2 separate regions of the Homo sapiens genome follow, and region 1 is linked to region 2. Evidence: read pairs that join two places in POLR2A ChIA-PET (ENCODE). Cell type or tissue: B cell. All regions are shown on one strand. Links, peaks and the distances in the headings refer to the core of each region. The heading gives the core; the rest is flanking DNA. Region 1 overlaps PLXNB2 (plexin B2). Region 2 overlaps PPP6R2 (protein phosphatase 6 regulatory subunit 2).

Region 1 (6,033 bases), core at 1,315-3,814, 110 kb before region 2:
ACCACCAGGACCCGTGGAGCTCACCAGCCCCACTGTGGCCACGCCCTCATCATTGCTGGCCACGAAAGACTTCTCCCCGCTGCCGTCCTCGTAGAACAGGCGGAGGGAGATGTTGCTCAGGGCGCGCAGAGCGCAGATGCCCTTGAAGAGGCTGCCGCACTCCACCAGGCGCTTCCTGGGAGGGTCGAGCAGCAGCAGCTGGTTGACATTGTCAGTCATCTCAGCCTCATGGCACTGGCTGGCCTCGATGGGCGGCGTGCACTTCTTGTTGTCCAGGGCCGGGCCCGTGGCCACCTGCTGCTCCAGCTGCAGCTTCGCATCCAGCTGGTAGAGGGCATTCACCGCCCCCAGGTACACCACGCCTGAGGCCTCATCCACAGCCAGGTGGTTCAGCTCTTTCTCGCTGCGGAAGAAGTCCAGCTTGCGGGGCCTCAGGCTGGCACCTGCGCCCAGCAGGCCCAGCAGGGTCAGGGCCCAGAGCTGCAGTGCCATTGCCCCCCGCACCCTGTGGGAAGAGAGAAGGGTCAGGGGAGCCCCGACCCAGAGGACCCCCGATCAAATCCCTCTCCAGTCCCTGCCCCAAACGTCAGAACATGGGAGAGAGGGTCACGCCACTCCACGAACTGAGGAACCTGGAGCTCCGCCCCTTCCTGCTTCACACCCCCGCCATCCTCGAGGTCTCGCCGGAGACCACTTCTCAGCCCTCCTCAAGTCCACCCTGACTGACCACTGGGGCCAAGGCACTGCCATCGCCTGCTACAGGATCCCTCCCGGAGGTGCTGAAAACACCGGCAGGCCTATCCCCGAGGCAAGGAGTTGACGCCCCCAGAAAGGCTCTCAAGTGCTCACATTCATGCCCCCTGACCTGTGACCCCAAGGAGCTCCAGGTGGTCGGGACGCACCGGCCCCAGCGCACAGGCTCAGGCTGACAGACAGACCCCTGGACGTTGGAACAGGTGGCTCACCCATGGGGCAGAGGTGAAGGACACGGGAAACCAGAGGCTCAGGTGAGAGCGAGGGGTGCCCTGTGCATAGCCCAGCAAGTGCACATGCTGTTTACAACTGCCCGCCAGAGCCCCCAGGCGGCCTGAGCCTCCCTGACCACCTCCAGGCCCCCTGCCCTGGTGAAACAGTGGAAGCCAGCAATCACCCACAGCTCCTCGCTCGGCCCATGTCACGCCCAGGGCACAGCCTCTGATGTGCGCACAGCGGAGGCAACAAGGGGACCTGGGGAGCCATGAGCAACTCCAAATCCACCAGGTCTCAGAGGCAGAGGCCCCCACATCTGCAGCCTGGACAGGCTGTGTCCACATGCGTGTGTGTAACTGAGCACGTCTCGGTGTGGGGTCTGTGCCTGGGTCCGGGTGGATGAGGGGGATGTGTGGTGTGATGGGTGAGCTGCTGAGGACCAGGCTGAGCTGAGGGTCTCCCAATAGGAGGAAGATCCAAGGCCCCACAGGTGGACCCAGGACATGCGTGGTCCTCTCTCTTTCCCTCCCTACCAGACTCAACTGCATCTTGGGGGCTCAGACACAAGTGGCAGAGACAGGGCCCTTCTGCCTCTGAGCTCTTCCTCAGGGTGGTCCGTCCCTCTCACGCTAGGGACCCTGCTCCATCCTGGCCAGTGATCCCTACATCAGCCTCCCCTGCCAGTGCCCCCTCCTCATGCTCACAACCACCCCCACTCCTGGGCCCACCATCATCTTCCCTGAGTGCACCAGTACGGGGGGCTCCCAGGTGTCCAGGGCAGCCCTGCCATGGCAGGTGCCAAGGGGGTCCAGACTCGATGGCAGAGGGTTACGAGGGATGGAGGCCCTGGCCTCCCCCACCTCCCTGTGCAGGCCCACCCCGTGCCTCCAGAGGGACTGCCACATCCTCTCAGGCCACCACAAGTGTCACCTCCCTGCATATGTCTCATCCCCTCGAAACGCAATCCGCTTTCTCACCACATATTTGAAAGTTTTGCCAGGCCCGGTGGCTCACGCCTGTAATCCCAGCACCTTGGGAGGCCGAGGCGGGCGGATCACGAGGTCAGGAGTTTGAGACCAGCCTGGCCAACATGGTGAAACCCCGTCTCTACTAAAAACACAAAAAAATTAGCCAAGCGTGCTGGCACCCGCCTGTAGTCTCAGCTACTCCAGAGGCTGAGGCAGGAGAATCGCGTGAACCTGGGAGGCGGAGGTTGCAGCGAGCCAAGATTGCACCACTGCACTCCAGCCTGGGTGACAGAGCGAGACTCTGTCTCAAAAAAAAAAAAAAAAAAAAAAAGTTTTAAGTGTACAAAGAACAAGCCACAAAATGCAAATGTTTCCACATCCCTGTGTCTCTGACGGCCAGGCTGACCACGACAGCCTGTGACCCATTTCTCAGGTGAAGAAACTGAGGCACGGAGCAGAATTTACCCAAGGCCACACCGCGGGCATGGGTGGGGCTGGGATTCTGACATGCAGTGGGAGCAGCTTGGCCTCTGACCACTGTGTTTCTCCACCCTTTTGACAACCCCCCAAACCCCCTGGCCTCTGTCCTCCCAGGAGGGCAGGGGAGCCCGCTCTGCTGCTCCGTAGCCAGGGGAAGTGTTTCTCCCGAGCCTCGGCTTTGGGTGAAGCTGCATTTACTGGCACAGCCGCCCTCCACCTGCCCGTGGCAACCCCCCGTTCTGATTGCCCGCACGCTTCCTGAAATCTCTTGAGGTGTAACCAAGACGCAACCGACCGACAACATCTGAGCCACCCCAGGGCCCGCATGAGTGAGACAGCGCTGCACTGGCCTTCCTGCTCCCTGGGAGTGCACCCATTAGACAGGCAGCTCCTGCCCGGCACAGAACTCCCTCCCTGCACTGGGGGTTCAGTGCTCAGCTGCTGCCCAACCCCTGGAGCCCCCCAGGTGCCCACGAGCACAGCAGCCGCTGGGAGAGGTGACCACCCACAGGCTAGGGAGTTCCTGGCCGACTGGTGGCAGAGAGGCTGGGTAGGGCCATGGGACCCCAGGCTTCACCAGGATAGGGGTGATCAGCCAGGAAAAGATGCTGGCTTTAGTGAGAGACAGGAAGATTCTACAAGCCCACGGGAACCTCTGGGCATGATCCTGGTGGAGGGGGTTCTATGCCCAGCTCAGCCAGGGTCCCCCGCTGTGGCTCAGTGGCCTGTCCAGGGGAGAGGAGAGGAGGGCACAGGAGTCCCAGGCCTCCAGGAGAGGCCCGTAGGCTACAGCCACAGCCCATGGCCCTACCAGGGAGGAGCAGCGCCTGCCCGAAGGCTCCCCAACCCCCGCCGCGCCCCTCCCCTACCCACAGCCACCCGGGGGCAGGTCCCGCAGGCCCCCGCCTTCTAAGTGCACCCAGTGGCGCCAGCGGGGGCAGGCAACGTCCAGGCCCCTCGGCCCTGCGCCCAGGCCTGCTGCCCTCCCCTCCCAGCCCCGCTCACCCGGCCCAGCTCGCTCACCCGGCCCAGCTCGGTGGCAGTGGCAGAGGCAGCCTCAGCCAGGCGCAGCTCCCGGGAATGAATGGAATGCGCCCGCAGCTGGGAGGGGAATGCGGGGGCAGCGCGGGGGCGGGGCCCACGGTCCCCTCGGATCTGGCCCGGACCGTGGTGGGGCAGCCTGGGGAACCCTGCGGCGCCCCTAGCCCCAGGAAAAGCAATGGCTCTGGGCCCCCACAAGCCACCCCTCAGCCGTCCCCCAGCTTCCACCCAGGGAAGACACTCACCCACCCGCCAGGGCTGTAGGGGCCCCGGTACAGGAAGAAGGCTCTCCTGTCCCTGCCGGGGGCTGGCACACCCTAAGTGCTCAATAAACACCACCGTGTGCCACCAGGGAAAGCCTGACTCCCAGGGTCCTACAGGCCCAGGCTTTTCAGGGTGGCAGGCGCGGCTGGGGTGACACCCTACAGGTGGCAGCTGCCTTCTGGTTCCTGGACAAACAAGGCCTCAGGTGACCTGCCTGCCCAGGCCCAGGAGCAAAGGGCAACCCACCGGACCAGCAGCAAAGCTCCGGCGGCGCAGGAGGCGCCAGGCACAGCCAGCTACGCTTCCTGCTGCCTGTGTTCCTGGAACAGGAGGGAGGGCGGGCAGCAGGCACTTCCTGTTTTGAAGCCCTCCTGGGACCCCCACTTACGGGGCTGGCGGGGATTTCCTCGGGCCCTCTGGTGCCTTCCTCCTGGCTGAAGCTCGGAGGGGCACTTTCAAGAGGCCACAGCAACTCCGGCTGCTGCTGGGCAGGGAAGCTCCCCACTTCCATCCAGACCAGGCCACAGCAACTCCAGCTGCTGCTGCCCACAAAGCGTCTGCACAGGCACCCCCCCACCACACCCCCAACGCTCCAATTCCCAGCCCTGATGTCCCAGAACCCGGTGCCACAGTCTCACTGCAGACCACTCCACCTGAGCAAAAGCTTGGCCTGAGCAACAGCTTGGCCTCAGAGAACCATGGGAGCCTCACAGCGGCTCCATGGGCAGGGAAGCTCCCCACTTCCATCCAGGCCAGGCCATGGGAAGGGTGGCAGAGTGACAGGTACGGTTGAAACCTGGCTGGACAGAGCCTTGCAGACACCACATGGCAGTTCTAGATACCTCCGGCCTCCCTGTCCACATAGCCCCAGCCACCCACTGCCTTTCCCAGGTGGGGTACAGACCCCTCACCGAGGCTCCAGTGGTCCAGCTCAGTTTCTGCTCCAGGCCAGCATCGAGATTCTCTAGGAGGCAAAGGAGAGACGCCGGTCACAAGAGGAGCCCGGTCTGCTGTGGAGCCCCCCACCTCTGTCCCATGCTGGTGGGGCTTGGGGGAAGAAACATCCCACAGGACCCCATCTGGCCTTTGGCTTCCCTCTGGCCCCTGCACAGCCCCTTCCTCAGACACCTCCAGGGCTCCTGGCACTCCCCTCTGTCAGGGGCTTTCTGCCTGTTTAAACTAGGTATGGCTATTACTTTGCTTAAAATAAAAGTTGCTTTCTGAGGCCGGGTGCGGTGGCTCCCGCCTGTAATCCCAGCACTTTGGGAGGCCGAGGCGGGAGGATCACGAGGTCAGGAGATCAAGACCATCCTGGTGAACACAGTGAAACCCCGTCTCTACTAAAAATACAAAAAAATTAGATGGGCCTGGTGGCGGGCAGCTGTAGTCCCAGCTACTCGGGAGGCTGAGGCAGGAGAATGGCATGAACCCGGCCGATGGAACTTGCAGTGAGCGGAGATCGCACCACTACACTCCAGCCTGACTTCGTCTCAAAAAAAAAAAAAAAAAAAAAGTTGCTTTCTGAAAAATACGCACACCCATGACCCTGAAATTTCACTTACTAGCTGTGTGACGTTGGGCAAGTTACTTAACTTCTCTGTGCCTCATTCTCCATCTGTGGAATGGAGACAGAATGGTGAGCTACCCCCAGAGGTTTACAAGGACTAAATGAATTCATTCACAAAAAGCCTCAGAGTGTTACACTGTAGCATTCAGCAATGCTTGCTATTGTATCTTCCCTTGCTATTGTATCTTCTAGTTCTGGATAAACACCGACTATACCCACAGGGAGGCACAGACCCAGGGTGCTTCTCCGCATGGTTGGCTTTAGTGAAAATTTGGCAGCCACCCAGCATCCCACCAGAGGATACTGTGGAAGACTACATGGTAGATGCAGGTGCGTCTGTGCTGATTCTGATGGGGAAGCCTGGGTGCAGTATTTGGCCCCATCCATCTCTGAGAGGCTCCAGAAGCCGTCAAACCAAAATCAAAATAGTGGCCGGCTAAGGCTGGGTGCGGTGGCTCACACCTGTAATCCCAGCACTTTGGGAGGCTGAAGTGGGCGGATCACGAGGTCAGGAGTTCGAGACCAGCCTGACCAACATGGTGAAACCCCATCTCTACTAAAAGTACAAAAATTAGCCGGGCGTAGTGGTGCGCGCCTGTAATCCCAACTACTCAGGAGGCCGAGGCAAGATAATCGCTTGAACCTGGGAGGTGGAGGTTGCAGTGAGCCGAGATCGCGCCACTGCACTCCAGCCTGGGCAACAGAGTGAGACTCCGTCTCAAAAAAAGAAAAGAAAATAGTGGT
Region 2 (6,033 bases), core at 2,354-4,853:
ATGTAGCAAGCTCCTGGCTCACGTGTGTCACCTGTTTTCTCTCCTCTCTGAGGGCATTTAGGTTCTTTTCTAAGCCCTATTGTTTCTCAATTTCCCAGTAATGTGGAATTATTCCATGGGTCAGGACAGGGGATCCCCAAAGAGCATCATTGAGCCAAGAGAGTTTCATAGTCAGAGCTTGGGCGAATTTAGTAATAGGTAAGTACAAAATCAAGCAAACAGAAAAATATTGACTCTAAGGGAAAAGTTGTATAAGTAAGCAAAGATATCCCGAGTAGACAAATGAGGTCAACAGTGGATATCCATTTCTTTCATTTGTTGTTCTGGGCTCCCTGAACCCTTTTAGTCTGTACATTTGTGACATTAGCTGAGGGAAATTTCTCATATTGTTTCTTTGATATTTTCCCTCTTTTCTCTTTCTGGGACTTCTAATGAGGTGTTAGATTACTCAAATTAATGCTTTCCTTATTTTTGCTTTTAATGTTTTGTACTTTGCCTTTTTGGCCTACATCTGAGAGACTTCTTCATCTTTTAAGTTCTCATCCTTTTATTGACTTTTCAAAGTTCTACCATTATTTTTTGTTTGTTTTTTAGATGTGAGGTCTTGCTATGTTGCCCAGTCTGGACTCAAACTCCTGGGCTCAAGTGATCCTCCCATCTCAGCCTCCCAAGCAGTTGGAACCACAGGTGCCACCATGCTTAACATCTGTCATATTTTAAAATTTTATTTTTTTTTTGAGATGGAGTCTGGCTCTGTCGCCCAGGCTGGAGTGAAGTGGCACGATCTCGGCTCACTGCAACCTTCACCTCCGGGTTCACGCCATTCTCCTGCCTCAGCCTCCCGTGTAGCTGGAACTACAGACGCCCACCACCACGCCCGGCTAATTTTTTATATTTTTTAGTAGAGACGGGATTTCACCGTGTTAGCCAGGATGGTCTCGATCTCCTGACCTCGTGATCCGCCCGCCTCGGCCTCCCAAAGTGCTGGATTACAGGCGTGAGCCACCGCGCCAGGCCAATTTTTTTTTTTTTTTTCTGAGACAGAGTCTGTCTCGCTCTGTCGCCCAGGCTGGAGTACAGTGATGCGATCTTGGCTCACTGCAAGCTCTGCCTCCTGGGTTCACACCATTCTCCCGCCTCAGCCTCCCTTTTTCTTTTTTCTTTTTTTTTTTGAGACGGAGTCTCACTCTGTCGCCCAGGCTGGAATGCAGTGGCACAATCTCGGCTCACTGTAAGCTTCGCCTCCTGGGTTCACGCCATTCTCCTGCCTCAGCCTCTTGAGTACAGGCGCCTGCCACCACGCCCGGCTAATTTTTTTGTATTTTTTAGTAGAGACAGGGTTTCACCGTGTTAGCCAGGATGGTCTTGATCTCCTGACCTAGTGATCCGCCCGCCTTGTTCTCCCAGAGTGCTGGGGTTACAGGCGTGAGCCACCACGCCTGGCCCATATTTTTAATTTCTAAGAGCAGTTTCTTATTCTCATATATTTTAATAAAAGCTTCAAGTTCTCATTCATGGATACACAGTCTTAATGTGTCATCTCTGAGAACATTGTAGTTTAAAAGAGTTTCCTTCTGTTCTCTACACTTGCTCTCCTCCGTGTGCCTTGTTTTCTGCTTGGTCAGCACCACGCTTCTTTCATAAGTGGGGCCCTAGATCCTGCACAGAGTTTGGGATCTGCATGGGGCTTACTCACCACAGCTTAGAGGCCACTAGTTGACTTTTCTCTTTGTCCCATTATTTTTCCCAGAAAAGAATCCTTCTAGCTCTCCCCTGTGGGGAATGGACCTGTCAGTATCAGGAGCTGAGTTGGGAAGAGGGCTGGGGGCACCCCAGTTTCTTTTTTTTTTTTTTTTTTACCAAGTTCCCTATTTCTGGATGGTGTCTGGTCACCCTGTGGCTGTGCCTGGTGTCCCTGGCCCCAGGAGCCATAAGGAAGGGACATGTCCCACTGCCCTGGCCTGTAAGTTCTCAGCCCACCCTGCCCTTACTGGCCGCCAAATCAGTGTCCAGGCCTCTCTGGAGTTCTGTGGCCTGAATTCTCATCTCTAGTTGATGCCCCTTCTGTGGGCTCCTGAAACTCAGCCTTCCCTGTGCCAAGTCAGTCTTCACGTGGCCGGCTGCTTCAGTCCTCCAGGCTGGTTCGTCGTTTCTGCCTCTCCATTCTTGTCTTTTTAATTCTTTGTGTTATTTGAGATGGAGTTTGAGAGGGAATATGAACAAGCCTGTGTGCTCCATCTGCTGTGTTTGACTGGAATTTCTATACCTTGTATACATTTTTAAAACTACTAGAGCAGCACCTGTCATTTGAAGAATAACTGTAAAATGTTGATAAAGGAAAAAAGAAAATCTTAGTCCCTCCATCTAGAGAATCAGTGTCTTCTAGCTTGGTTTGTGCCATGTGTGCACACGTTTGTCCGTGTGTAGACAAGATGAGTTTGGAGCTGGGTGTGGTGGCTCACGCCTGTAATCCCAGCACTTTGGGAGGCCAAGGCAGGCAGATCACTTGAAGTCAGGAGTTCGAGACCAGCCTGGCCATCATGGTAAAACCCCGTCTCTACCAAAAATACAAAAGTTAGCCGAGCATGGTGGTGCATGCCTGTAATCCCAGCTACACAGGAGGCTGAGACAGGACGTGAACCCGGGAGGCGGAGGTTGCAGTGAGCTGAGATAGCACCACTGCACTCCAGCCTGGGCAACAGAGCAAGACTCTGTCTCAAGAAAAAAAAAAATCAGTTTGTTCCCTGTGGTATTGAGACACTTCTTCAAGGAATGATTTGGATGTTTCTCTGCTTCCTTACGTTTGATCTTCCTCCTCACCCCATGGGATGTGACTTCCTCCCCCTGCCCAGCTCACCGGTCTTAGTGTTAGAGATCTGGTAGACCTGGGGCCTCACTGTGGCCTTTGAGGCTGCCAACCTGGCCCTCCTCTCCTGCTCTCTGGTCCTCCTGCCCTGAGGGACCATGTGTTGTCCACTTGCTGGCCAGCCCCTCTGACATCCCACAGGGTGGGTACTGCCTGCCCCAATTAACAGACAAGGACACTAAAGGCCAGAAAGTTCGGCTAGTGAGGTCGGCTAGTGAGGGGATGAGCTTGGGCCTGCCCCAGCCCCCTGCGCCAGCTCTCAGGCCCCCTCTCTGCCCACACATCCAGCTTGCAGTGCCCCTGTGCCCTGACCCTACTCCATCGGGCCCCAGCCAGGTCCTCTCTCCCAAACCCAAGCCTGCTGGGCCACTCTTTGACCCTCTACACTCCACCTGCCCTTCACAGGCGCTGTTCCTCAGAGCTCTAAAAGTGGCACTTTCTTGTCTGGGCTGATGAGGCACACCCACCCCCCAGCCAGCCGAGATCATTGCGTTTCTTCCCCTTCCACACTTGGTCGGCTGCCAGGCCTGGCCAGCTGTTTCCTATAGAGTCTCTCAAACCCTGGCCCCTCCAGCCGGTCGCGTGGACCACCTTGGCTTAGGTCCAGTGCTAGGGCTGCCTCTCTACCTGGCGGTGGCCACATGTTGGCAAGAGAAGGAAGGTCATAGCAGCTGACCTTGAGCACACATTTGCTGTGTGACAGGCATGGGCAGGCACTGTCACCTGCACATTCTATTTTTTTTTTTTTTTTTTTCTGGAAACAAGAGTCTCGCTCTGTCACCCAGACTGGAGTGCAGTGGCTTGATCTCATCTCACTGCAACCTCTGCCTCCCAGGTTCAAGTGATTCTCCTGCCTCAGCCTCCCCAGTAGCTGGCATTACAGGCGCCCACCACCACACCTGGCTAATTTTTGTATTTTTAGTAGAGATGGGGTTTCACCATGTTGGCCAGAATGGTGTCAATCTCCTGACCTCAGGTGATCCACCTGCCTCGGCCTCTCAAAGTGCTGGGATTACAGGTGTGAGCCACTGCACCCGGCATATATTCTTTTTTTAAGTCAGAGTCTTACTCTGCCACCCAGGCTGGAGTGCAGTGGTGTGATCTTGGCTCACGGCAACCTCTGCCTCCCGGGCTCAAGCCATCCTGCGCCTCCCGGGCTCAAGCCATCCTGCCACCTCAGCCTCCCATGTAGCTGAGACCACAGGCATGTGCCACCTCGCCTGGCTAATTTTTCTTTCTTTCTTGTTTTTTTTTTTTTTTTTTGGAGAGACGGAGTTTCACCATGTTGCCCAGGCTAGTCTCCCACTCCTGAGCTCAAGAGTGATCCACCTGCCCACCCTCCCAAAGTGCTGGGGTTATAGGTGTAAGCCACCGTGCCCGTCCTTACCTGCACGTTCAGATGAGAAAACCCAGACACAGAGAGGACAGGTCACTTGCTGGTGTCAGGACAGGCCTGTTCTGAGACAGCCATTCCTACAGGACGCTCCCACTGGGTGGGCCCTGGGCTCCTCCCCAGCATTCCCAGAGGCAGGGTCATGCACCAGGCCTTGCTATGGGGGCTGCTGTTGAGGGCTGCGTCCTGGGCTGTGGGGTGTACCTCTCCTGGGGCGATGGCTGTCACCCACCTCTGTCTACCAGTTACAAAAGAGGGAGCAAAGTACCTTATTCACAGGTGTTGGTATTTCTTAGTCATAACGTTCTTGCGTAGTGCCTCATCCCTCACATGGTTCCTGAGCGGCTGATGGGTGTTTCTCCCGTCTAGGGATGGAGTGGTCTGTGTTTGTTGATGGAAGGGGCATGGCTTAGAAGGAAAGGAGAGGCTCAGTGGAGGGGAAGATGGAAATGGCCACAGATGTGGCCTCGCGGAAACAGTGTGGTTAGACTGGAGGTGAGAGGCCTGGAGGGAGGCAAGAGGCCTGGCAGGCGAGTGCGAAGGCCTGGAGGGAGGTGAGAGGCCTGGAGAGAGGTGAGAGGCCTGGCAGGCGAGTGTGAAGGCCTGGAGAGAGGTGAGAGGCCTGGAGAGAGGCGAGAGGCCTGGCAGACGAGTGTGAAGGCCTGGAGAGAGGTGAGAGGCCTGGCAGGCAAGTGTGAAGGCCTGGAGAGAGGTGAGAGGCCTGGAGAGAGGCGAGAGGCCTGGCAGACGAGTGTGAAGGCCTGGAGAGAGGTGAGAGGCCTGGAGAGAGGTAAGAGGCCTGGAGAGAGGTGAGAGGCCTGGCAGGCGAGTGTGAAGGCCTGGAGAGAGGTGAGAGGCCTGGAGAGAAGTGAGAGGCCTGGCAGGCGAGTGTGAAGGCCTGGAGAGAGGTGAGAGGCCTGGAGAGAAGTGAGAGGCCTGGCAGGCGAGTGTGAAGGCCTGGAGAGAGGTGAGAGGCCTGGAGAGAGGTAAGAGGCCTGGCAGGTGAGTGTGAAGGCCTGGAGAGAGGTGAGAGGCCTGGAGAGAGGTGAGAGGCCTGGAGAGAGGCGAGAGGCCTGGCAGGTGAGTGTGAAGGCCTGGAGGGAGGTGAGAGGCCTGGAGAGAGGTGAGAGGCCTGGAGAGAGGTGAGAGGCCTGGCAGGCGAGTGTGAAGGCCTGGAGAGAGGTGAGAGGCCTGGAGAGAGGTGAGAGGCCTGGAGAGAGGCGAGAGGCCTGGAGAGAAGTGAGAGACCTGCAGAGAGGTGAGAGGCCTGGAGAGAGGTGAGAGACCTGGCAGGCGAGTGTGAAGGCCTGGAGAGAGGTGAGAGGCCTGGCAGGCGAGTGTGAAGGCCTGGAGGGAGGTGAGAGACCTGGCAGGCGAGTGTGAAGGCCTGGAGAGAGGCGAGAGGCCTGGAGAGAGGCGAGAGGCCTGGAGAGAGGTGAGAGGCCTGGAGAGAGGTGAGAGACCTGGAGAGAGGCGAGAGGCCTGGAGAGAGGTGAGAGACCTGGCAGGCGAGTGTGAAGGCCTAGAGGGAGGTGAGAGGCCTGGAGAGAGGTGAGAGGCCTGGAGAGAGGTGAGAGGCCTGGCAGGCGAGTGTGAAGGCCTAGAGGGAGGTGAGAGACCTGGCAGGCGAGTGTGAAGGCCTGGAGAGAGGAAAAGCCGGAAGACTGAGAAAGGTTATTTAAAGAATGGGAGTAGGGTCAGAAAATGTCAGATATCAGCGTATAGGGCATGAGGAGCATAGAAGGTATGTTAAAAAACTGAACTTCTAGTAGTC

The links. ChIA-PET counts read pairs that join two places held together with the same protein. Peaks named below come from ENCODE experiments on the same cell type or tissue, not always from the same donor. Only the 100,000 strongest peaks of a DNase experiment are listed, where the experiment ranks them.
Region 1: POLR2A ChIA-PET joins it to region 2 with 11 read pairs; 3 of 35 experiments call an interaction of 5 or more read pairs at or near these places.

Annotation. Positions count from the first base shown.
Region 1 is chr22:50,290,093-50,296,125 of GRCh38, forward strand. It overlaps PLXNB2 (plexin B2), which reads right to left. Exons shown (of 37, transcript NM_012401.4): 2 at 4,627-4,686; 3 at 1-505. The coding sequence starts at 492. Among named protein-coding and RNA genes, the nearest start is that of PLXNB2, 15 kb to the right of the region's middle. RefSeq lists a silencer at 2,401-2,460 and an enhancer at 2,581-2,630. In B cell, for the core only: no CTCF peak of the experiment used is centred there; DNase peaks (open chromatin) are centred at 2,679 and 3,464; H3K4me3 peaks cover 1,654 bases; H3K27me3 peaks cover 1,459 bases.
Region 2 is chr22:50,400,489-50,406,521 of GRCh38, forward strand. The region is part of intron 3 of PPP6R2 (protein phosphatase 6 regulatory subunit 2); the gene reads left to right. Among named protein-coding and RNA genes, the nearest start is that of MIR12114, 3.9 kb to the right of the region's middle. RefSeq lists an enhancer at 5,702-6,033. In B cell, for the core only: no CTCF peak of the experiment used is centred there; a DNase peak (open chromatin) is centred at 3,373; H3K27ac peaks cover 739 bases.